3 separate regions of the Homo sapiens genome follow, and all the other regions are linked to region 1. A link is a loop called in an ENCODE intact Hi-C map of the cell type or tissue named here. Cell type or tissue: IMR-90. All regions are shown on one strand.

What was found. A loop is a pair of places that touch in the nucleus more often than their neighbours do. Peaks named below come from ENCODE experiments on the same cell type or tissue, not always from the same donor. Only the 100,000 strongest peaks of a DNase experiment are listed, where the experiment ranks them.
Region 2: it touches region 1 in a loop (3-fold over the local background); 6 of 110 quality-filtered maps call a loop at or near these places.
Region 3: it touches region 1 in a loop (5-fold over the local background); 6 of 110 quality-filtered maps call a loop at or near these places.

What each region holds. Positions count from the first base shown.
Region 1 is chr18:73,838,283-73,846,282 of GRCh38, reverse strand. No RefSeq gene overlaps it. Among named protein-coding and RNA genes, the nearest start is that of FBXO15, 310 kb to the left of the region's middle. RefSeq lists a silencer at 3,159-3,332. In IMR-90, CTCF peaks have their summits at 3,296 and 4,412; a DNase peak (open chromatin) is centred at 3,322.
Region 2 is chr18:74,113,200-74,121,199 of GRCh38, reverse strand. All of the region lies in intron 8 of FBXO15 (F-box protein 15), which reads left to right. Among named protein-coding and RNA genes, the nearest start is that of FBXO15, 31 kb to the left of the region's middle. In IMR-90, a CTCF peak has its summit at 4,026 (motif pointing right); DNase peaks (open chromatin) are centred at 4,029 and 5,929; H3K27ac peaks cover 833 bases.
Region 3 is chr18:73,685,462-73,693,461 of GRCh38, reverse strand. It overlaps LOC105372190 (a long non-coding RNA gene), which reads left to right and starts at 2,171. Exons shown (of 7, transcript XR_007066468.1): 1 at 2,171-2,233. RefSeq lists enhancers at 1,170-1,670, 1,671-2,171. In IMR-90, no CTCF peak of the experiment used is centred here; DNase peaks (open chromatin) are centred at 2,091 and 4,321; H3K4me3 peaks cover 610 bases; H3K27ac peaks cover 5,206 bases.

The DNA.
Region 1 (8,000 bases):
TTAGTAGAGATGGGGTTTCACCGTGTTAGCCAGGATGGTCTCCATCTCCTGACCTCGTGATCCGCCCGCCTCGGCCTCCCAAAGTGCTGGGATTACAGGCGTGAGCCACCACGCCCAGCCCCTAACTTGTTTAAAGCTAGGATAAAACAATGCCCAAACCATCTCCATAAATTCTCTTTCATCCAGCGTCCCTGGATTGATTAGCTTAAATCTGGGGTGTTTAAACACTTCAGTCGTTTCTCTAAACATCAGAATGATTACTGAGCAGTTCAATTCTTCCATTCCTGTTCAGAGTTCTTCAGCTTCACAACCACAGGAGCTCTCTATGGGGCACAGAGGGGCTGCACTCCTGCTGATCCTGACCCTCCAACACCTGGGCACAGTGTCCATGGCCAGGACTGAACACCTGAACAGTGAGAGCTGCAGCACCACTGTCTCCTCCAGGGACTTGGCACAGCCTTGTTTAAAGGTGCCAGGACAGACACAAATTAAAAATAAAAGGTTTAATTCTCCCCACCCATTTTTTAAATATTTTATCTTAGAAAACATGCAATTCTAAGAACTTTCTCCTCTCTTTGAAATGTATATACACTATTTTGGAGACTAGATGGTCTTTTGTCAGCTTTATGACCCAGGAATGTCTTTCTTAGGGAACGGGGAGCTACCTCTTTGAAATGTTAGCAAAAAGGGATATAATGAGCCGCCGTCTCCTACTTTCTCAGGACCGTATGAACGTAACTTCAGTTGGTATCTGGCTCAAGCTGCAAAACTACTTGACATTCTAAAGATATGTCAAGTTTGTTTCTCCTCTGCATAAAGCCAACTGAGCTAATAGGGATGTTCACCCCCATTGCCAGGTAAAGTTACTGTGAGCTGTGTGACAAACTGTGCTGTCAAATCCTCTTACTTGAGGACTGGTTATCATTTATCTGCATAACATGCATGGAATGGGTTGTGTCTGCCTGGCTATATCAATGGGTAAGATTTCTTTCTGTCTCTCTAATCTTCTAGGGATTGCTAGCAAGACACATCACTTTCTGGCTTAATGCTTACTCAATAATAAAAGTGTTTTTTTGTTTGTTTATTTGTTTTTGTTTTTTTTTTCTAGCACTTTCGTAGAGAGGATACCCAGGTTGGGAGAAGATTTTGTCTTTAGTTTATTTTCTTGACAAGGGGTAGGGTGGGGAGAGTTGGGGGAGTCTTGGTCCTATCAGCAGGGGGATCCCCGGCTCCTGTGGGGTCTAGAGACCCTCAGCTTTCTCCCGGGCTGCTTGGTGCCCTGTCAGCACACTGTCATCATGCTCCTCCCTCCATCACGCTGAGGAGTGGGGTGCGCTAACAGCCTCCACCCAGACTCTAGCAGCCTTCTGCCTGGGACCCTCTTTGGAAGGAGGGTCTTTGCCCCCACTCCTCACTTTCTAGGGAGGAATCCTCTCCTCACAGTTTCTTCAATTAGCTTCCCCCATTTCCCAACCTCCCAGGGCACAGAAGTGACTTCATGGGCTGAATTTTGTCCCCCCACCTCCAAATTTAAGTCCTAACCCCCAAGCACCTCAGATTGTGACTGAATTTGAAGATAAGGTCTTTCAAGCTGTGGTTAAGTTAAAATGAGGTCCTATGAGTAGGCTCTACTCCAAATGACTGGTGTCCTTATAAGAAGAGGAGAAGGGACACAGACGTGCACAGAGGAAGGGCCATGTGAGGACACAGAGAGAAGATGGCCATCCACCAGCCAACGAGAGAGGCTTCAGGAGAAAGCGACTCTGCCAACCTTTTGATCTCAGACTTCCAGCCTCCAGAGCTGTGAGAAAATAAATTTCTGTGGCTTCAGCCTCTCAGTCTGTAGCATTTGTTATGGCAGCAAGAACTAACAGATCCAATGATCCAGGGTGTATCTGAGGGATGTCCTCTTGTTGTCTGACTATTTTACTTATAGATAAGGATACTTAGTCACCTGAGCCCGCAGAAGCTCCAGTTTAAATAATACAAAAAATATCAATGTGGTCTCTTCCTACACGTGTTTGTCTAAGAATCTTCTAATCCAATCTCTTTTTTTTTTCCCCATTTAGTGGAGGCAGGTCCACAAACATTTTGGCAAACATACACAAGCTCCCTCCATCCGGTCCCGTACCTAGCCTGTGCGTGCTTGTCATGGTAGTGAGCAGCAGTGACCTAATGAAATAGGATAGAGTTTTAGCAGTTTTTGGCTTCTGGTGTGCATCTTTTGGAAATAGGAATATTTTTTTCTGTCAAAATGGATTCTGGGTTTATTTTGACTGTGTTATTTATGCCGTGATTCATCTGTGCAAAAACCTAAGCCATGGAAGATAATTTCCATTTACCTTTTACCTGGAATTTCTATTGGTTCACCCTTAGTGTGGGGATTTGGAGGCAGATTCCAGGCACCTGTTTACCATGGCTCAAGGGGCATTCCTGTGTTGACCAGGATGTTGCTTTCCCCCGGGCAGGAGAGTGAAGGTCTTGCTGCACCAGGTAGAAATACTTTTGGGTAAAGTTTGATTTGCAAATCATGGATGAGTTTATTCCAGGCAGAAATAAAGCATTTGATTGAACTGCCGTTTATGGGAGTCATTAGCGTCTGCTGTGCACGCTTGATTGCCTGTGTGCTTAGAGCTCCCATCTCATCTGGGATGCTCTGCGTTAGGACTTCTAAGCAGAACGCAGCCTGTTGCTTCTTCCATGTGGTTTGCATTGATCAAACTTCTATTTTGTGATGCTCTGAGAATGGGGAACACGATTGGCTGTGGAATAGCAGCAATAATATCATTAGAAACCAGAGCAATTATCCAGTCATCATCATTTGCAGGGCTAGCATGAACGATGGTGGTTAGAGAATGCATCGTGTTTGGACAGCATTTTATTAATTAGCATTTCCCCCTGCTTGCTGGGGACGATGATTCCTGAGTTCTAAATGAATATGAACACAGATAACGAAGAACTGCCTCAATATCCCAGTTACCATGCCGACTATCTTATAGTCATTTTCTGATGACATTCTTGATTGATTCTTTTGGGAACTTTGGTTACCACACAGGCTTAAGGCAGTTTTTTTCCTGCCATCTTGACAATAACATTTCTCTTCTCTCCAAGGGAAATACAAATGCATCTTCAGGGTGGTATTCCTTTAACTTGAGCTTAAAAATTTTATTATTAAATATTTATCAAAGTTAAATAAATGATGTGGTTAATTATAACACTGATAAAGTTTTCTTTTCCTGCTGTGGAGACTGGCTCCAGAGAACAACCCGGGCTGCAATTGCTTGCGTGACCCGCTAGGTGGTGCAGCTGAAGAAAGCATGCGCATGCAGCTTCGTAAATGGCCGAGGAAATAAATAATGGGGTCGCTTAATGGGTTTGGGGATAAATAATGACTGTTTGCTTTTTTTGGACAACTTTGATAGAGATCTTGGGAATGAAATATCAGCTTGACAACCTCCTATCTGTTCAGCACAAAATCAATTATGTTTCTAGTTAAACATTAGGGAGGGAGAGATTTGATTCAAATGTAGGCATGAGTTTCATTTTATTTTTTAGTTTAGAGCAGTTCCTGCTTTTCTAAGGGCAAATAAAAAAGTTACAAAAGAGAATGAAAGAATAAAAACCCCAAAGCACTCTGTATTGTCTTCATTCACCTGTAGGAAACAACCTTCCCCATGAGGTCTCTATCCTGTCTGGTTTTAAACTTAAGATTGTAAAAACTTTTTATGCTAGATATTATCTCCCTGGTAATGGAAGCAATGAAAGGCCTGAGAATATTTGTGATGCTCAGTACATATTGAGTGTATAGCATTGTTCTCCTGTTAAATAAGTATCTTTACTGGTGTAAAATGATTGAGCCACCTAGCCGGTGGCATACAACCACTGAAAGATAAAACATAAAATTTCACCAGGAGCCCAGTGGAACACACACTGTGAAATTTAACTACAGGAACCTTCTCCACAGGCTCCTTCTCCTTCCCCAGCTCTACTTGCAAACTGTCACATTTTTATTTGGATTACTTCTGTTAAGAGCTTGACTGATCTAAGCTTTAAATCAGGTACTTAGCCAAGCATTACTGGTTAGAATAGGTTTGTTTGTGAGCTTTCTCAATGCTTTTATTTTACATTTTATTGATATAGACCTTTTGCATTCACTGCGGAAGAGCCATCCCTTAAACAGGGAGCTCAATCAGCATCAGAAGTGTAGGCAAGAATAGGTGTGACCTCTGTGGACAGCAGTTTGTCCAATAGTACAACATTTAAAATACATATCTCCTTTAATCTAGTAATTCCAGGACTAGGAATTTAACCAGCACACATGCTTGCACAAATAGTTAGCAGTATATATGTGAAGATTTTTTTTTAATTACAGCATTGTTTGCAATAAAAAGGAAGCCTATAAACAACCTGATTGTTCACCACTAGGGGACTGGTTCTGTGAGTGTATCCATAATAATGCAAAATAGTGCAGTAATTCAAACAGATCAATTCTGTTTATTTATATTTACTGGTATATTGTCCATACAGTGATACATCTTGAACAACGTTCAAGAAATATTAACTGAAAAAATTGCAGAATAGTATTCATTTATTTTTACTTTTAATTTTTGTGAGTGTATAGTAGGTGTATATATTTATGATGTACATGAGACGTTTCAATACAGGAATGCAATGTGAACAGGCACATCGTGAAGAATGGGTCATCTACTCTTTCAAGCATTTATCCATTGAGTTGCAAACAATCAAATTACACCCTTTATTTTATAATGTACAGTTATTATTGACTATAGTCACCCCATTGTGCTATCAAATAGTAGGTCTTATTCATTCTTTCTAACCAGAATAGTATTTACGATGTGGTGTCATTTGCATAAAAAGGATTTATCAATTATATCTATATATAGATAGATAGATAGATAGATAGATAGATAGATATGTGTTTGTGTATGTGTGTGTGCTTGAGCAGCATAGAAAAACTTGGAAAAACACACAAAAGTGGTAACTGTTATCTCCAAGAAATGGGGCCAAAGAGAAAACATAAAATATGCTTTTCCTCTTGATTTTGTATGTTTTCCTTGCCAGTGACTTCTTCTTTTTTAAAAAAAATCCGTGAATATGTATTTTTTTAAAACAAAGTGGGTTCCATCTGCAGGTTACTGTCTAAACACCACAGGAATGTCCTGAGCCTCACTGAATGATGTGTGAACCTCTGCGATGTCCTGCAGAAACCCTGAGAAGCTGAGTTTAAGCTCTTTTATATCGCAGAGCAGAGAAGCTGCTTTGTCCCCTTGCATTCCCAGGCAGAGTCCTGCTTCTCTTCCTGGCAGGTATTTGTGCACCCACCTTTCCCTCGGCCTCCACTTGGTGAGCCTTGGCTGGCACGAGGTGACAGCTGCTACTGCACCACAGGGCCAGAGCCTAATGGGCCCGGGAAATGGTTTCCACGGCTCTCAGAGGCTCTCTCCTTGGAACAGGCTGAAAGAGGGAACATGATGGATGCCTCGCTCGCCACCTTCCCAGGAGGACGCATCGCTAACTTCATAGCTTATTGACTCAAGGCCCTGCTGCAATCTGGTGTGAGGGACACAGGGATTTGCTGACTCTTTCAAGGTTACAGGGATTGTCACTGAAATGCATCTGATGCTCTGAGCTCCCCTCTGACTTCTCTGCCTCAACTCTGTGCTACTCTTTCTCTGCATTAAAACAGAGATAGCCTCCGAAAGCCATGGCTTTGGAAATCCACAGTGCTTGCCGCCAGGAGGGCACAATGCTGGGCTTACATGACTCTCCTAATTAGACCATTAGTTACATAATGACCACATTCAGAAGGAAGGGAAGGCTGTGCAGTGCACTCAGCATTTTAATGCTACTGCAATTGCTGCAATCATTTCTTAGGGTTACTTCTGTCCTAATTTTCCCCAAATCTGCTGCACAGATGCGGCAACTGTCCCAAGCATCTCTGGCCTAACAGATTTATGCACCTAGCAATTTGCATCTAGCAGGTTCGAGATAGTGTGTCTCTAGTGGGCCATGCCAGCTGGTCAGCTATGTTGACCTGCACGGGTTGTGGAGACCTCACTTCTAGTTGGTGTGGTCCAAGGAGCCTGGTCTTCCTGGATGTGTGGCATTCACCAGCACATGCAGAAGAAGGGAGAGTGCACCTCATTTAATAGTGGCCAGGGCTATAGCAACACCTTTCTAGGGAGTGGAGAGGGCCAAAGGATCCCAGACTTGTCAAGAATGATCCTTTTGATAAATTGCAAGTCAAGGCTCAAGAAACCTAGCTGCCAACTGTCCTGCCTTTTTCTATATAAGGTCCAGAGTATTGGTCATTTGTTATACTTTCACCTATAGGCACATTTTATGTTTTTCTTTCATCAAATAAATAAAACTTAGCTATCTATCTTTAGATAATTTATATTTCCCTTCCCCCACCCTGCTGTGACTGTATTAAGACTAGTTGTTTCACCCATCCAGCACCACTGGGCACCTGGCCCTACCAGGGCAAGGAAAGGGTGGGGGCAGTGGGGATAGGTGGTCCAGTCTCCAGTCCAGGATGCTCAGCAATATTTGGATTCTCCAGGCTGCAAAGAGCGTGCCAGAAGGAGACCTGGTATTGCTTGTAGAGTGTCAGAGAGGGGCTGGGTTTGAGTTCAGTGGCTACAGGATTCCTTAACAAGTACTGGGGTTTTATGGCAAAGAGTCTATTTGCAACGTTTGTTGAGCAATTTCCTGGAGCAGAAGTTGATTAAATTAAACCAGCGTAAACATCAGCCGCCACTGGCTTTCATCATGAGTTCTGGTAGACTGTCTCCAAATACCTTCACCAATTCCCTGATCATGTAGTGAGGTTTCGTAGTTGGGGCCCCAACATTCACTTTTGGTGCTTTGGCTGCATTGCTTTCCTTCACTTAACCTGGTAGACATCTCAGTGGTTCATAACCATGATCACCGGACTGATTGTGACTCCCACATTGGGAGTCCTAGGGTCTCCCTGGAAAGATGGGAGAGAGACACAGAGACTCATCGTTATCCTCCAACTCTCTTTTCTTAGGAGACTGAAGGGAGAGGGGGATCCATGTTCCCTCTACATTGTTCTGCAGCAGACTGTTCATTCTACCTTCACGGAGAGCGTTTTCTTCTGCACTTTCTGCAGCCTGATCTTTCTTTTGCTGATATCATGGAGGTGCATTACTTTTCTCCTTGCACCCAACTTTCTTTCTTTTTCTCAGCCTATGAGCTGCACCAGGAGGCCTTGAGTTCTTTTTTGTGATTTCCCTGCTTTTCTCTTATGGGGTATGTGGCCAGATTCTCTAGGTGTAACTTTTTGCAATTATGGTTGCATTTATGGAAGTTAGAGTATGAAGTCCAGGAATAGGAAGAAAACATCTCTCATGCCTCTCAACTCAGGAGATTGCCTACTTACCCTAACTATAAGATGTTCCCACCAAGAGAGACACTAGATGGTTAGGTAACTTGAGTGGGGTCCCTTCGCTTACTTCATCAGGGACATGGGATATTTCTCTGCTTGTTGTTTTGTGACAGGTGCTATTTCTGGAACTTGCTGAAATAAGCATTATATAAACTCTTTCAGTAAATGTAGTCATTCAGTTAGATGCAGTGACCTCTAAGTAGGGTTTTCAGGTATGACAAAAAAATAAATAAATAAAAATACAGGACACCAGGTTAAATCTGATAAATTCAGATAAACAACAGATAACTGCTTTTTTTCCCCAAAATTCAAGTTTATCTGTGAATTCTACCTCTAAGGCCAGTCTCATGCTGTCTTCCTATGAGATACTTTCCTAAATAATACCTTGACAGTGAGAGATTCTCTTTTCCCTTGTCCTCATTCTCCATCAGTTTACCAAACCATCAGCATTTTCTCAAGATGCTCCCCAGGATGACTCATCTCTACTCTTGATTTTGAATTATGGAGTAAGAGTAAGAAAATCTCTACCCTGATGAAAAGTCTTATGATCTGCACTCATCACTACCAG
Region 2 (8,000 bases), 270 kb before region 1:
ACCTTTCTTTATGAGAAGACTTTTAACTACAGTTTCCTTTTCTTTCAAAGAGATGGAGCTATTTAGGTTATCCATTTCTTCTTGAGTCAGCTGTGGTATTTTTTGTCTTTTAAGGAATTTGTCCATTTTATCTAAGTTGCTGACTTTATTGGCATAAAGTTCTTCGTAATAGTCCCTTATTATCTTTTTCATGTCTATAGAATCTAGTGACATGATGTGATTCCTGATATTGGTAATTCATGTATTTCTGTATTTCTTTTTTTTCCTGATCAGTGTGGCTGGAAGTTTATCAATTTTATTCATCTTCTCAGATACCTAACTTTTGGTTTTATTGCCTTTTTTTCTGTATTATTTTGTTTTGTATTTCATTGATTTGCATGTTGATTTCTATTCTTTCTACTTTTTTTCTGCTTATGTTGTAATTTTCTGTTTTTCTAGTTTCTAAAGGGAGAAGTGGAAATTATTGATTTGAGAACTTTCATTTTATCATATTGAGACATTTGGTGCTATGAACTTCCACCTAAGTATTGCTTTAGTGGCATCCCACAAAATCTGATATGTTTTATTTCATTTTCATTCACTTTAAAATACTTTCTAATTTCCTTTTTATTTCTTCTTTGATATATGGGTTAGATAGAAGTGTGTAATATAGTTTCCAAATATCTGAGGATTTTCTAGAGATCTTTCTGTTACTGAGTTCTAATTTAACTCAATTGTGGTCAGGAAATATGCTTTGTATTACTTGAATTTTTAAAAAGTGACTGAAATTTGTTGTATGTTCCAGAATATGATCTATTTTGGTATATGTTCCATGTGTACTTGAGAAGAATGTGTTCTGCTGTTGTTGAGTAGAGTGTTCGAAAATATTAATTAGGTAATACCGGTTGAGAGAGTTGATATTTTTTGCCTACTTGTTTTATCAGTTAGAGAGAGGTGTTGAGATCTCCAACTCTGACAGTGAATTTGTGTACTTTTTTGCTGTTTTATCAGTTTTTGCCATGTGTATTTTGAAGCTCTGTTATATTCATGAACACTGGAGACTATGATATCCCTTTGACTAAGTACACACTGTGTACATTGTTGAGGGTGCCCCCAGTGTGCCCTAGTGCACACCAAGGGTACAAACGCTGTGCCTTCTATGCCAGTATTAGCGGAGAACTGAGTCTCTGCTCTCCATGGCTGCAGCCCTCATGGAGTGTTGAATTCGGCATCTAGCCTGACCTGGTGCCACCACTGTGGGCAGCTGGCCTGGGAAATGGGGGAACAAGATGCGATTTCCACAGAGATGAGGTGAGATGGCTGCCTGGTCCCAGCCACAGCTGCTCCTCAGAGCTCTCCTTCCCCTTTAAACCTTGTGAACCGTTACAGAGCCCTGTGTGTCCCCACTCTGCCTCCCCCACCTCAGCCCACACTGCTGCCATCCCCTCTCTGGCCTTATCCTTTTCTGTCCTCCCCACTCTAGCTCCGCTGCAGCTTTAGTGAGTTCCTCTCTGTTCCTTGACTGTATCAGGCTTTCTGTGGCCTCACATTCTTGGTGTGCCCCTCCTGCCTGCAGTGTTACTGCCCCAGATCTTAGCGTGGGTCCTGGGGGTCATGTCTCTCTGAGCCTGATTCACTGACAGCTTCTCAGTGAGGCTTTACCCACTTTGCTACACCTAGAAGCCCTCACTCTCCCCATTTCTCACCTGCCTGCCTCAATTTTTCTTCATAGCACTGTCTATCACACTGAGTTTACTTATTTAGGTAGTTTATATGTTTAAGAGAAGTAACTTCCATGGGGCAGTATTTTGGTTTATTTTGTTCAGGACTGTCATGGCACATAGTAGGCTTGCACATAAATATCACAAAGAGAATGGGTGGCTCCCAAAGGCCATGCAGTTGAGGGGCTCTTAGATAGACTCTTCTGGGCCTGTTATCTTAAAGCTCTTTCTGTTTCTTTAGCTAAAGGATTCTCAGCCGCATTGGCCAGGATCTTTTTGGTCAAAGCTCTTGCAGTTCTCTGTTGCCTCTAGAGGAAAAGATGCAGCTTCAGGATGCTGCAGAGCAGAGCTGCAGGCTGGCCCTTCTTGTGGGACCAAAGCAAGGCGACAGCGAGGGCCTGAGCCTCTCCACCAGGAGTGGGAAGCCCTGCCCTCATCCCGCCTCCCAGGGCCTGGGGAGGCCCCAGGAGGCTGGTGGGGCCTATTTCCTAGGCCACTGTGCTGTTCCAGAGCTGCCACTGCTGGTCTTCCACCACTGCCTTGATTCCTTTTCTCTTACAACCCAGAGGAAGGGCATCAGAGTTCCCCTTCTAAAGTACATGACTGTGTACTTCTCTCTGGAAATAAAAAGCCTCACAAATTCAACGTCTGGCAGAGTACTTTCTACTTTTGTACCTAGGGTAGGTTACTTGGCTACACAAATAAAAATGAAATTTGTGTTTAGGTACTTAGTGTCTATGTCATCCTCTCATTACAAGGCAAACATCAGGAACTTGTGCCATTTCTCATCTGAGATGGCTTATAAGACATAGTTTTTGCAGAATACCAACTGTTCTATAAAAATTGCTTCCAAGACACTAATTATATTACTTTCAGTTTTAAAAATGTTTATTTTGAAATAATTTTACATTGTACAGAGAACTCCTGTACAGTCTTTATACAGAATTTATTCATTTATAACATTATTTGCCATTAAAAAATCATTTTTCTTTCTCTTTCTCTCTCTCTCTCTCTGTGTATAATGTTAATAGACCCCTTGATGTTTATACAACATGTGTGTGTGTATATACACATATATATATATATGTGTATATATGTGTATATACGCAGGTCATAAAATCGTCAAGGGGAATATTAACATTCTGAATCTCAAAGTGCCGGGATTACAAGCATGAGCCACCACACCCTGGCCTACCTTTATGTGATGTGGTGTGGTGGCTCATGTTTGTACCTAGCAATTTGAAAGGCTGAGGCAGGCAGATCACTTCAGCCCAGAAGTTCCAGACCAGCCTGGGCATCATGGTGAAACCCGGCCTCTACAAAAAAATACAAAAATTAGCTGGGCATGATTACATGCACCTGTAGTCTCAGCTACTTGAGAGGCTGAGGGTGGGAGGATCGAGAGTTCCAGGGTTCAGTGAGACATGATTGTGACCCTGCACTCCAGCCTGGGCAACAGAGCAAGACCCTGTCTCAAAAAAAAAAAAAAAGAAATATGTATGTAGAATTCTGTATGTTGGGATCCATACGCATGTAGAATTATCCCATCACTCTATTCTTGAGGAGTTAGGACCTGTTAGGTGCTAGGTCTGTCTCAGTGGACTGTCTAGAACTTCAGAGAAGAGGGCTCGCCATTCACTATTGCAAACAAATACAGCATAGCGTTGATTAATTTTTATGTTTGCATTCCTCATACTTAAAATATGCCCTTAATAATGATGAATACGATAATAATAGGGAAAATTTTTGAGCACTCATTATAGGTTTCTGCTAAATGTTTCGTGTTATTTCACTTCCTTTTCACAGCACGCCTGAGCTGTGGGTACTTTCACCTCCCCATGTTATTGATGAGGAATCAGAAGGTGGTAGAGAGTCAGGTCTGTGTTCTGTAAAGCTAGTAGGTGGCACAGTCTGCACTCAGGTCCGCGCGACTCCAGAGCTGGGTATGTCCTGCTTCCTGTAATATGCTTCCTGTATATTTTTGCCTTTTAAATGATGTGCTTTTAGAGTGTATCTTCTTGTGTGTGTGTGTGACTGTCAGTGTATTTCCAAAGTTTTGGCACTGTAAGTGTGGTCAGGGTAGGCTGTTGACTTGCTGGAGTAACATTTAAGCCAATTTTGTGTTAACGTTAATAAACCCCTTGATGGTTATATGGTTGTTATAACGCATAAGAGGTTAAGTTAAATGAGGGAGAATGGGAAACTGAGTTAGGAATAATTGGCCTTTTGTGATTTTCCCCCCAGTAAAAAGATGACAAAGTAGGATTTCCAAGGTGGACTCAAATATATTTCTACTTCCCATGGTTGCACTACTAGGAGTCAGCAGAGGGTGCTGTTGCCATCAGAGTGTCTTTGTAACATTTTTAAAAGTATTATACAAATAGAATGTCCTCTGTAGTTTTTGAGAAACTCTCTTGTGGTACCATGTGGTATATTTAGTAAATTTCAGCTATGTCATTGCGTTTGGGTATAAATCACTTTGCCCCCATTTTTTAAAAAAGCCTTTCTCCCTATCAAGGATAAAATGTTCTGTCGTCACGTCTGTGGAATGTAGGTGGCTCTCTGCTCTCTTCATCCTCCGAGAGACCTGTGAAGCCTGGCTCGACGCTAACCAGGCAGGCTGTAGGGAGCTGCAGGAAGTAAAGGGATGAGGCTGGGTCTTCTGGGGTTCATCTATTAACAAACCGTTATTGAATGCAGGACATGGGCCACACAGAGGGAAGCCCTGCCTCCATGTGATCCCTGCCTGATAGGGTTAGGGACAGAGAGAGGCTTGGTAATCCAGGCACAAGCATGAGTGGGGAGGGGTGGCATGAGGGATTTCTGGAATGTTCTGAGGAAGGGCACACCAGGAGGAGCTGGGGTGGGGATGAAGTGACCAGTTGCAGTGTCCAGACAGGTTACTGGGAGGGTCCAGGCCGAGGTAGTAGGGTTGAGTGGAAAGGATAAAACTTCAACTATGACATAATTTATTAATAGAGCCAGAATTTGGTCATTCTGTATGGACATTTCCAGGATTCTATTTTTGAATAAGGGATTTTATGGATGCTCCAATTAAGTCCACCAAGTCATTGCAATCCTATTAAAAACCCCAATAGAAATTTATTATCAAACTTGCAAAGTAGCATCTAAAAAATCACTTTGGAAATGCACATATGCATATGAAATGGCTGAGAAATTTTGTTTCAAATTTTTAATGAGAAAGTATAATCTTTTCTATGTATACAGGCTACAGAAAAACAATACAATAAAAAATCATGTAGCCACCACAGTATAGAAATAGACCAGTACCACAAACTTTGAAGCAGCCTGCATGTCCCCAACCTGCTCTCATTTGCTTCTTTTCCTGCCAGAGGGAACCACCATTCTGTCTGTTGTGTTAATTGTTCCCTTGCTTTTCCTTTTTTTTGGTAATTAAACATCTTTGTATTGTGAAATGACACACAGAGAAATGCATAAGACAGATAATTGTAAAGAAAACACCTGTGTGATCACCATCCAGGTCTTAAGTTTTGAAAATGAATTGAGAGGGGGCTGGCTTAGCAGATGTTAACCACTCTGAAACTACAGTGACCAAGAAAGTACAGTATCACTAAAGAAATAGATACCCAGGAGAGTGGAGCAAAACATCTTTCACATCTTTTGCAGTTCCAGATTTTTCTGTCAAATTATTTTTGTGTACATAAACCCTTTATTCATATTTTAATAAATCTTAGACTCATAGAAAAAGTCATGAGTAGCTATTTAAATTATACATTATGCATTATGATATATCTATATATCAGTGTATATCTTCATCCTTTAAAAGATACATATGTATTTCTTTAGAAAGTATGGAATGCGTTGTGTAGAATAATTTGCCTTATACTGGCTAAAAGGATCTCTAGAATTGAATATGTAGGGAATGCAAATAATCAAAGGATTCGTGTTTGTTTTCAGGCAGAACAATCCCAGTGAAGTATTCAGAGTGAGTTCTGGCAATTTGATGTCATCCACCTCTTGGTCACGATATTTTCTCTGAACAAAATATCCCTTAGTTCTATTTTCTTAACTCTGTCCCATGAACTTTGGTACAAGGTCCTTTGATTTTTTTTCAGTGTCTGTTACTAAAAACAAACCAGAAGAACCCATTTAACTCTTGGTGCCTGGGATTAGGTTCTCAAGTCACAGAGTGGGAGGAATATTTCCAAACTGACTCAGTGGTAAATGCTCAGAAATAAGCATCACCTCATTGGCTGACCAGCAACATCTCCCAGCTCAGCCAGTGCTGCAGTCATCCATTTTGAGGCAACAGCTCGTGTCTCTTAGCTTTGAGTTCTGACATGTCTCCAGCGGGCTCAGCTCCCAGGCCAGTGGACACTAAGTTTTGCTCTACTTTTCTTCCTCTGTTGTCCTTTCAGATCTGAGGATGTTCTATTTTGGCGTGGTTAGGAGGACCGTAGGTCCTCTAATTCCATAAAATATTGCTCATGCTTCTAGACATTATCTCCCTCAGTAAGAAGCTGTGTCTAGGGAAAGGCTTTTTGACCTCTCAGCACTACCTGATAGTGAATAAAAAGGATCTGTGTCCTTTCTTTTTTTCCTTATGGGTTTATTTGACTGCTTCTCCTTGGAACTTTGTCATACTCCTCCTCCAAGGAACTGGGAAGTGTCCTTTCTTTGTATTTTTATGTGTTCTGCCACTTTGTCAAGTCATGGCTATGTGGAAAATTTTAAAAAGGATCTAATTTCTTTTCAAAGAAAAATGTATGATCCCTAGACTTGCACATATTGTTACCTGCTTCTTTGTGTATTGCCACTAAAATTAAGTTAAAAAGAAGTTTAGATGAAGAAGTATTTTGCTATCTGAATTGGATTTATGAGAGGAAAGAGGGAATGTGGGTAAATAGTGAAGGAAATACTGAAAGAGTGATTTGTAAATGAAAACTTAAGGTGAACTTGTAACAGTGCCTGTGGGTTTTTCTGTATAGCTTTTGTTTTCTATTCTTTTGGAAATGTAAATAGATGACATTGGCTCCCTAATTTCAGTGATTCACTAGGAGGACTCCCAGGACTCAGGATATAGTTGCATTATTGGTTAAGATTTATGACAGTGAAAGGATACAGAACAAAGTCAGCCAAGTTAAAAAGGGCATGGGGTGAAATCTGCAGGAAACCAGTGCAAGCTAAGAGTCCTTCCCCATGGAGTCAACACAAAGTGCTCTTAATTCCTCCAAGAATGAGTTGTGACCAGACATGTGAAATGTTGTCTATCATTAGACAGCTCTAATGAGAGCTCATTAGAGACTCAGCACCCCGGGTTTTTACTCTGGGCTTGTCACATAGGCAGTCTCTGCCTGGCACTAGCAGAATTCCAGACTCTCAGAAGCAAAGAGGATGTTCAGCATTAACCACACTGTACAAATTGTTTAGGTACAGGGACCACCCTTACTGGTTAGGGAATGGTGGGTGAGAACACTCCTGAAATCCAAATGCCTAGACCACATCCAAGGGCCAGGCTGGCAAGCAGATCTTCCTAAGAATTGACAGTATGAGGCCTGCTGTGTGAACTATTTTCAGCATAGCTGTCCATGAGCACTTTGATGAGGTGATGGTGCCACCCTGTGAAAGAGAAGACAGGAAATAGTCCAGTTGTGTCTTTGAAGTGTAAATAGAGCTTGCCAAAGGGCCTGATCAGCAATGCAAAGTATGAAGAAATGTATATTTATTTGATCTTTGTATCAGGCTAATGATTACCAATTTTCAGAAGCTGAAGGAAAAATGTTTTGCATGGTACAGTATGTTGTAGTATTTTTATCAGTATTGAGAGGAAGAGGAATACTAAAGAATCTAAGGGAGGTAAATCTTAAATAACAAAGTATGCTGCTTCTATCATTTGAGTTTTTCTAAAAATAGACTGTACTTTTTAGGGCAGTTTTAGGTTCACAGCAAAACTGGGAGGAAGGTACAGAGATTTCCCATATAGCTTCTGCCCCACAAAACCATAACCTCTCCCATTATTAATATCCTGCACTAGAGTGGACAATGTTGACATGTCATAATCACACAAGGTCCTACCATAGTTTATGGCAGGGTTTACTCTTGGTGTTATATATTTAATGAGTTTTGACAAATATTAATGGTCTGTATTCACTATTACAGTAGTATACAGAGCAGTTTCACTACCCTAAAAATCCTCTGAGCTTCACCTATTCATCCTTCCCTCCTCCCTAATTCCTGGCAACCACTAGCCTTTTTGCTGTCTCCATACTTTTTCCTTTTTTAGAATATCATATGGTTGGAATCATACAGTATTAACCT
Region 3 (8,000 bases), 150 kb after region 1:
CTCTGTACCCTGGTTCAAGCCAGACCATTGCTCTAACATTCTCTTCACAGTCAAGACTACCCCTTTCTGAGCTTAGGTTTATTTGCAGAGAGGTCTTCTATTTTACCCCCCCAACACTGAGCAAGCCTGGGCTTGTCTCCTGACTTTCCCAACCCACAGGCTGACAAACCAAAGTTTCAGTGTATCCCAGTCCATAAATATCTTCAAGGGAAAAGTTGGTTTCCTTGCTGTGCTTGTTTCTATGAAGTCATACTTTCATTGTGTTTCAGTCTTCTAATACGTATTATTTAATTTTGTTGACAGGAGGTTAAAGGCATTTACATATATTTTTCATTTTATCCAACATTTTTAGTTGTTTTTAGCCACAGGATAGTCAAGGTATCTAGACATTCATACCACCAGAGATGAAGGCTTACCTTCATTCTCAATTATATGATTTGTTAAATGCTTAATGTGCTTCAGGACCTACTTTTCTAATTTTTATTTTTTTCAATTATTCCCTTTTTTCTGGACAATAACTTAGCAATTTCTAACACTATCCTAACATGTCAACAACTCTTATTTCTTTATGTTTTCGATGCATTTAGAGCAATGACATTAATTATAAAAATATTAATTGAGTTTTTTTCTTCATAGCAGGTGTGTTACCAGAAAGGGGTCCCAATCTAGACCCTAAGAGAGGGTTTTGGATCTTGCACAAGAAAAGAATTCAGGACAAATCTACCGAGTAAAGTGAAAGCAAGTTTATTAAGAAAGTAAAGGAATAAAAGAAAGCCTACTCCATAGACAGAGCATGGTGTTCCCAGAAGGAAGAGAAGGAACACATCCACCTTAAACAGAGCATGGTGTTCCCAGAAGGAAGAGAAGGAACACATCCACCTTAAACAGAGCATGGTGTTCCCAGAAGGAAGAGAAGGAACACATCCACCTTAGACAGAGCATGGTGTTCCCAGAAGGAAAAGAAGGAACACATCCACCTTAGACAGAGCATGGTGTTCCCAGAAGGAAAAGAAGGAACACATCCACCTTAGGTACAATGCTCATTTATATATAAAACAGCAAAACAACAAAAAAAAACATGGGGGAGGTGTGCTCTGCTACAAGGGCTTGTGATGAAGGATTGTTAATCTTTGCATAACTACTCTCTTCCACAAGAATCTATATTATTATCTTTAAAGCAAAACTTATTCTTAAACTAAGAATGTTCTTGTTCTTAGGATATTGGGACATCAGGACATTTTCTGGGTCTGTTATCTCCTGGATCTGTTAAATCCTGGTGTTAGCGGCAGCAAATCCATATGGGTCTGCAGCAACCTCAATCCTCGCCTTCTCTGAAGAAAGAATTCAGCCAAGGGGCATAAGGCAGAGTGAGAGGCAAGTTTTAGAGAAGGAGTAAATGTTTATTAAAAAGCACTAGAGCAGGAATGAAAGGAAGTAAAGTGCACTTGGAAGAGGGCTGAGTGGGCGACTTGAGAGAACAAGTGCACAGTTTGAGCTTGGGGTTTATATGTTGGCATGATTCCAGGGTGTTGCGTCCGTTCTCCCCGTAGTCTTCCCTCGGGGTGGGCTGTCTGCATGCGGGTTGGCCTGCCAGGACTTGGGAGGGGTGTTGTGTCCCTTCTCCCCTCAGTCTTCCCTCGGGGTGGGCTGTCTGCATGCTCGTTGGCCTGCCAGCGCCTGGGAGGGACCGCATGGGCAGTGTGTTTACTGAAGTTGTACCCATGCTCATTTGAGGCGTTCTTCCCCTACCAGTTGAGTGTTCCTAGAAGGTCACACACCAGTTAAACTGCACCATTTTGCCTCTTAGTGCACATGCTTAAGCCCACTCGCCCAACCCCCGAGATGTTATTGGGAAGACGATCACTAGTTTCAGGTGTTTCTATCTATTGGGAGATGGGCTTTCCCTGGCACCGGCTGTGACCAATTATTACTTTAGAGAGAAAGTTTAACAACTGCCTGACCATCACCAGATGGCTGCCTGATACTCCTGGTGTGGGAAGGGGGCAGCTCTCCTGCCCTGCTCACTGTCTGACTAGCCACCCACTGTAACACCGGGTCGGTTTTGTAAACATATTAACTTGTTTCCGTGACTGCAAATATCCTGTGACTAAGAATGCCTGATTTCCTGGCAATGCAGCCCAGCAGCTCTCAGCCTCATCTGACCCAGCCCCTATTCAAGATGGAGACGCCCTGGTTCAGACGCCTCTGACAGATGCTCCAAGATGATGTGAAGGTAAGTGTCATAAAACGTGGAGTGAGCTTCTAAGGAGGGATGTTCTGGGCTGTAGTGGGGAAGTCTCAGACAGATGACTTCATGAAAAGAATTTAAAAAATGTTTTAAAGTGGAATGTTTAAATGTAGCCTATTAGCCTGGTCACATGTAACTTATTTCAGTCAATCAGATTAAATCTTTATTTCAAGCATTTTCATTATTCTTATTCTAGAGTAAATCTCTAAATGCATTTTCAGCCACACTTTCATTTCTCATCAGCTCAACCTAACGCCACAAGTATAATCCGAAATAATTTTAGGTATGTAGACATTTAAAGAAAATGTTCCTATTTGACATTTGATTTTGTTCCACATAACTTGGCTACAGGCAGATATAAAGGAGGCAACTGTAGTGGAAAAAAACGAGCAGGAAGCTCTGCATGAGGAGACCTGGGGACTGATGCTCTCCCTCACTCCTTGAAGTTCCTAGGACAAGACACTATCCTCTCTGAGCATCAGTTTCCTCGTGTACTCAGTAGAGTCAACAATAAATTTCCTTCCACAGTTTTGATTAGAATAAACATCATCAGAACGTGATGCTAAAATGACTCTTTTACATTTCAAATCTATTCATTTCATTCTCCTGTTTAAAATCCTTCAACATCTTGCCATTTTATTTGCAATAAAATTTAACACCCTTATTAGCTGCATACATAACCTGGTTCCTTTTCAGCCCTTTTATTTCTTGACTCTCCTCACTGCCCCCGCCAGCTGCTCAGCAGGGCTCCTGCCACACTGACCTCCTCTGGGACTCCAAACAATGGGCTCCTGCCCCTGTCATCTTAACTCCTATTTTTCCTACCGCCTGGATGCTTTTCTCCTTGTCTTCCTGTCTCTGAGGTCCCAGCTCAGACACTGCTCACAAGAGAGTCTTTCTCGCCCTGTCTGATGGAGCACCCCTACCCAGTGCCCCAAAGTGTTGATTCTAGCCTTTATTATTATTATTCTGAATAAAACATGGGTTTTATTTGGGGGAACTTACATACAGTGATGGTCCAGCAGCGGCAGGCTGGAGAGGAGAATGATAAGCACTTGTAAAAAGCATGCAGTTTATATAGCACCCTCACGTGGCACCCTCCCCTCAGCAACCTCCATGTGGCAACCCTAGTTTCTTGAGTTATTTCTGTCAGGTACATCTACCACACAGTGTTGCTATTTTTTTAAAAAAATTATCTATATGTAGAAATTAGAATCGATTCTAGCCTCCGAGGCTGTGGCTGCATGGTCCAAAGAGCTCCTCACAGGGTGACTTTCTGGCTGACCCCTGCTAGAGTGTAAGCACCTGAGGGCGAGGCTCTGGCTTCCGCTGTGGAGTTCTGAACAGCTCAAAGCACCTGCCAGGCATTAGTCGCTGCATTTTGAATAAATGGATAGCTGTTTGGCTATGAATGCGTATTGAAAACTGTAAAGTGTTATTCAAACACATGGCATTTTGACTACATGTTTTATAGTCTGTTTTTTACATAGCCTGAGATTGTCAGCAAAGTCAGGTTGTATCATCATTCAGATCCAAGGTTTGATGCTCCATATGGCAGAGGCCCTGCAACACCAAGGCTTCGCGCTGACAGCAACTCCAATGACAGCCCAGGCTGCTCCTCGTGGCACTGCTTGAAAGCATATCTTGAAAGCCAGCCTTCAGCCTGGACAGATGAGCACTTCCAGCTGCTGTTTTTAGCATATTTTCTAAATGGAGGCACTTTAACCACCGGTGCCTTCCGTGTTTGCTGGAATCCTAAATTCAAATATGCATTTTAGGAAGTGATACTGAGACAATGTCTGTGTGACAGCAAACAGGCAACATTTTCAACTCTGTCAAGCACAGAGACCCAGTGACAGACAACCAAGGAATGTATTGTTAGAGGTAAAGCTCTTTGTGGAATAATGTTAATAGTAGATGCTTTAATCACACATTAAAATTCCAAAGCACTTTTCATGAGCGTTACAAATTCCATTTAGCATAGTCCATTGCATTTCTTGTCATAATTGTACTGAGTCACGTTCCTCACTCATATAATAAGCACTGTATTACCAAACAACCATGACTCACTTGACCATTTAGAGAAGTCTCCAATATATTGTCCAATATATGGGAGACATGCTTGACATGGTTGTTTGGTAACAGAGTGCTTATTACATTGTGCATTCATAGCCAGGCAGCTATTCATGTATTCAAAATGTACTGACTAAATGCCTCAAATGGTACTGCCTGGCAGGCACTGTGAACTTTTCAAGACTTCTCTAAAACAGTGGGGTCAAGCCTATGAGGGGACTGCTCGCTAAAGGTGTCAGGTTACATAGCACTGTCAGCCGAACCAAAATGACTTAGCTTTGTGAAAGGAAAATAAAAACTCAGGACCTCAACTCACTATGCCAAAAGGAAAAAATGAAGCTGAAAGCTAAGTCATGCAAGAAACCGCCTTTCCCTTTGTTCCCAAGCAGACAACAGGTTAGTATCGCCACGGCTATCTACTCAACGTTCATTTTATCTCATTAAAGTGTCAGTTTTACGGAGTACAAGAGGAGTTGTAATTGACTAGTTCCCTACCTGCTTCTTTTCTCTTGCCACACGTGGACCACCATATCCTCTCACCTTCGCCTCCAGCCTACTTTTCCCCTTTAGATAGTGAAGCCCTCAAACTCATCTTTGGAGAAAGGCACAGACCAGACTGTTTCTGTGATTCCATGTTTGTGTGTGTGTGTGTGTGTGTGTGTGTGTGTGTCTTCCAGGCATGTCCTTAACCTTGGCAAAATAAATTTGTGAATTGACTGAGACCTCTCTTAGACACTTTTGGTTTACAGTGTGGTTGGGTGCTCAGACTAGTGAGTGTTTTGTTCCATGCATCAAATGACCAGTCGATGGAATCCCTTATCAGCAGAATCCATCTCAATGTGCTTCCAGAAACCGCTGCACGGTTCCACTCATCACAAACACAGTGCCTCCGGATCCTGTCCTACTTGCCCCAAATTCTGTTATTGAACATGGATTGGTTCTTCACATATTTATCTTCACTCCATCAGAGCTTCTGGTACATAATAATGATGGATAAAGAGTAAGAACAGTTTTATGTACCTTCTGATTCTATTTTAAGACTTTTGACCCTTGATAAGAAATTGACTTTGCCCACAAAGGTTTTCTCCTGTTAACTAAATATTTATCTAGAGGAGTAAAACACATGAACTGGGGGGAAAAGGGGATGCCTCCCCGTGTGGGCAAGTCAGCCAAATCCACATGGGGCGTATGGAATGATGGGCATATAAACCAGAACACAGGGACATCTTTGAACATAGCTGATGGAAGCCCCCTCCTGCTCCACTCCCATCATCTTCCTCACACATCCTCACTCTCTGTCCAGTGTATGCAAAGTTCTGCTGCTCCATGAAGCCCTTCTACAATGTTCTATCCTGCAATGCCAGCCTTGTCTGGGTTTTTCATAGCCCTGAAGAACATGACTGTGAATGGTATTTGAGAGCATTTCAGTTAACTTTTCTTACGAGGTAGAAGACATCTCTGCCATAAACCTGTCAGTTGGGTTTTCTTTTCTCCGTATGAACATGTCCAGAAATTGAAAGTTTATGTCATTCATTTTTCTGAAATACTCCTTTTGGTGCTTAGTCACATGCTGCTTTTGTATCGTTAGGGTCTCTGGGGGGAGATGGCACAGCAACGTATCACATGCACTCGAGGTCCAGGTGACCTGGATTTGAGCAGTCACGTGGCACATTCCTAACTGTGTAACCTTGGTCAAGTTACTTCACCTCTCTATAACTCAGCTTTCTCACTTACAAACTTACAAATGGAATCACAACAACAATATAGACATCAGAGGTATTAATATACAAAATGGGCTTAGAATATTACCTACACACAGAAATAAAGGTTACCTCTTATTATTTTTCACTAGATGCATCTTTTGTATCCCCACAGGATTTGGCAAATAAACATCAAACTTAAAAAAAACCAAAGTCCATTTCTGTAACTTATGCTGTGGGATTTGAGAAGCAAAGCCACAGCATAAACATCAAGTGGTACATTTTCTGAGTTCTGTCCAACATCTTTGTCTTAGGCCAGGGACTCATCTAAGCTCATTACAGCCACCACATCCTGAATGTAGAAAGTCAATGGGGCTCCCCAGGATTTAAGGAAGCTGGTGCTTGGCAGGTGCTGAGGCTGCAGGGCAGGTCTGATGAAGGCCTGAAGAGAGGATGGGTTTCACACCACGCCAGAGTCAGGGCAGATGCGACTCAACCCATTAGCTTGAACGGGGTGTAACCACCATTGGGCCCTGGATTTTCACAGCTCCTGGGGGTGCATCCAGGTGTGATTTGGATTCTTTGGTAATTCTGAAAGGTGGTGGGATGGGACAGTTAGGGGTTTCTGCTGCCAGAAACTGAATGCAACATGAATAAGCGGCTTCCCCAGGACCGACGTTGTCATCTCACATTATCAATGGTCTGGAGCCAGGGTGGTTTCAGACTCAGGGCAGGAGTTCAACAATGTTGTTTAGGACTCAGGAGTTGTATTTTCCTTCCCTCTCTGCAGCATCAACATGTTCACCTCTGCTCTGGTTACAAGAGGGATGCAGTGTTCCAGGTGTCACATGGAGATAGCCGGGCATCTCATGAAGACAGGGGCATTTTTGTCCTTTGATACTTTCTATGAATAAGGAAAAAATTATCTGATATCTCCCTTAAAACCTTTCTGGCAGGATTGGGCCCCATAGTGTGCCTTGCTGGAGGAGAGGCTGGAAGGGACAGTACCCGCCATCTTTGTTCTCTCAGGTTGGAGACAGGCCCTGCTGGAGAATGGGGAGGCACGAGGAATAAAGAGGGTCTACTTCAGAGCAGCAGAAAAAATGTTTCTTTCTGGAAATATACTGAAGAACAAAATGTGATATGAAGACATATGGAATATAAAAACAAAGGGTGGACAGGCTGTGTAAAAATGGAATCTGTCACTCATGTCTCCTATTTGATAAATTGGAGTATATATAAATTTACTCAATTTAAATGCAAATATTTGATTTTAGAAAGTCTCATACTCTATATATTATAGGGCAGAAAATTTTCATATCATCGCACACTCTATTAAAGAGGATTTCAAACTATTTTAAAACTGTTCAGCAGCCTTGTAATAAAGTTATCCTCTGAACCTCTTCACACACTTATCAACCTTGACTTATATTACTCCAAATATTTCAGCCTGTTTCTTGAGGATGCTTTACCTTGGGGTCTCTAAGTGTAAAGATTTCCAGTTGTTTCCAGCACATTCTGTCACCTTTGTTCAACTCTCCAACTTTACTTCATTAATGTATATGGATAATGTTCAGTTCCATCACATCTTATGAAGAACTAATGAAGCTCTTCCAGACTTAATTTTAGGATTCAGTGGCTGTCTGGATTCCCTTGTATCAGCATTCACTTTCGTCATCACTTGCCTTGGTAATTTCTCCTTCTCACAACAGCAAATTTCACGACTAACGATGGCCCGAAGGCTCCTTCCCTCCACGGGATTCTGCTCCAGCCACAGCAGAGACTATTTTGCACACCTTCCAGACATTGCTGCCCCATTCCAGGTACCTCAAGGTCAATAAACACAACATGCAAATCTCATCTTATACCCATCAGGAGTATAAACAAGACAGTTGAATGCACACTGTTATCAAACACTTTGTCTCTTACTGTTTTTTAATTTTATTTTTTTGCTGCTTTCAATTGCTGTTTTAAGAACA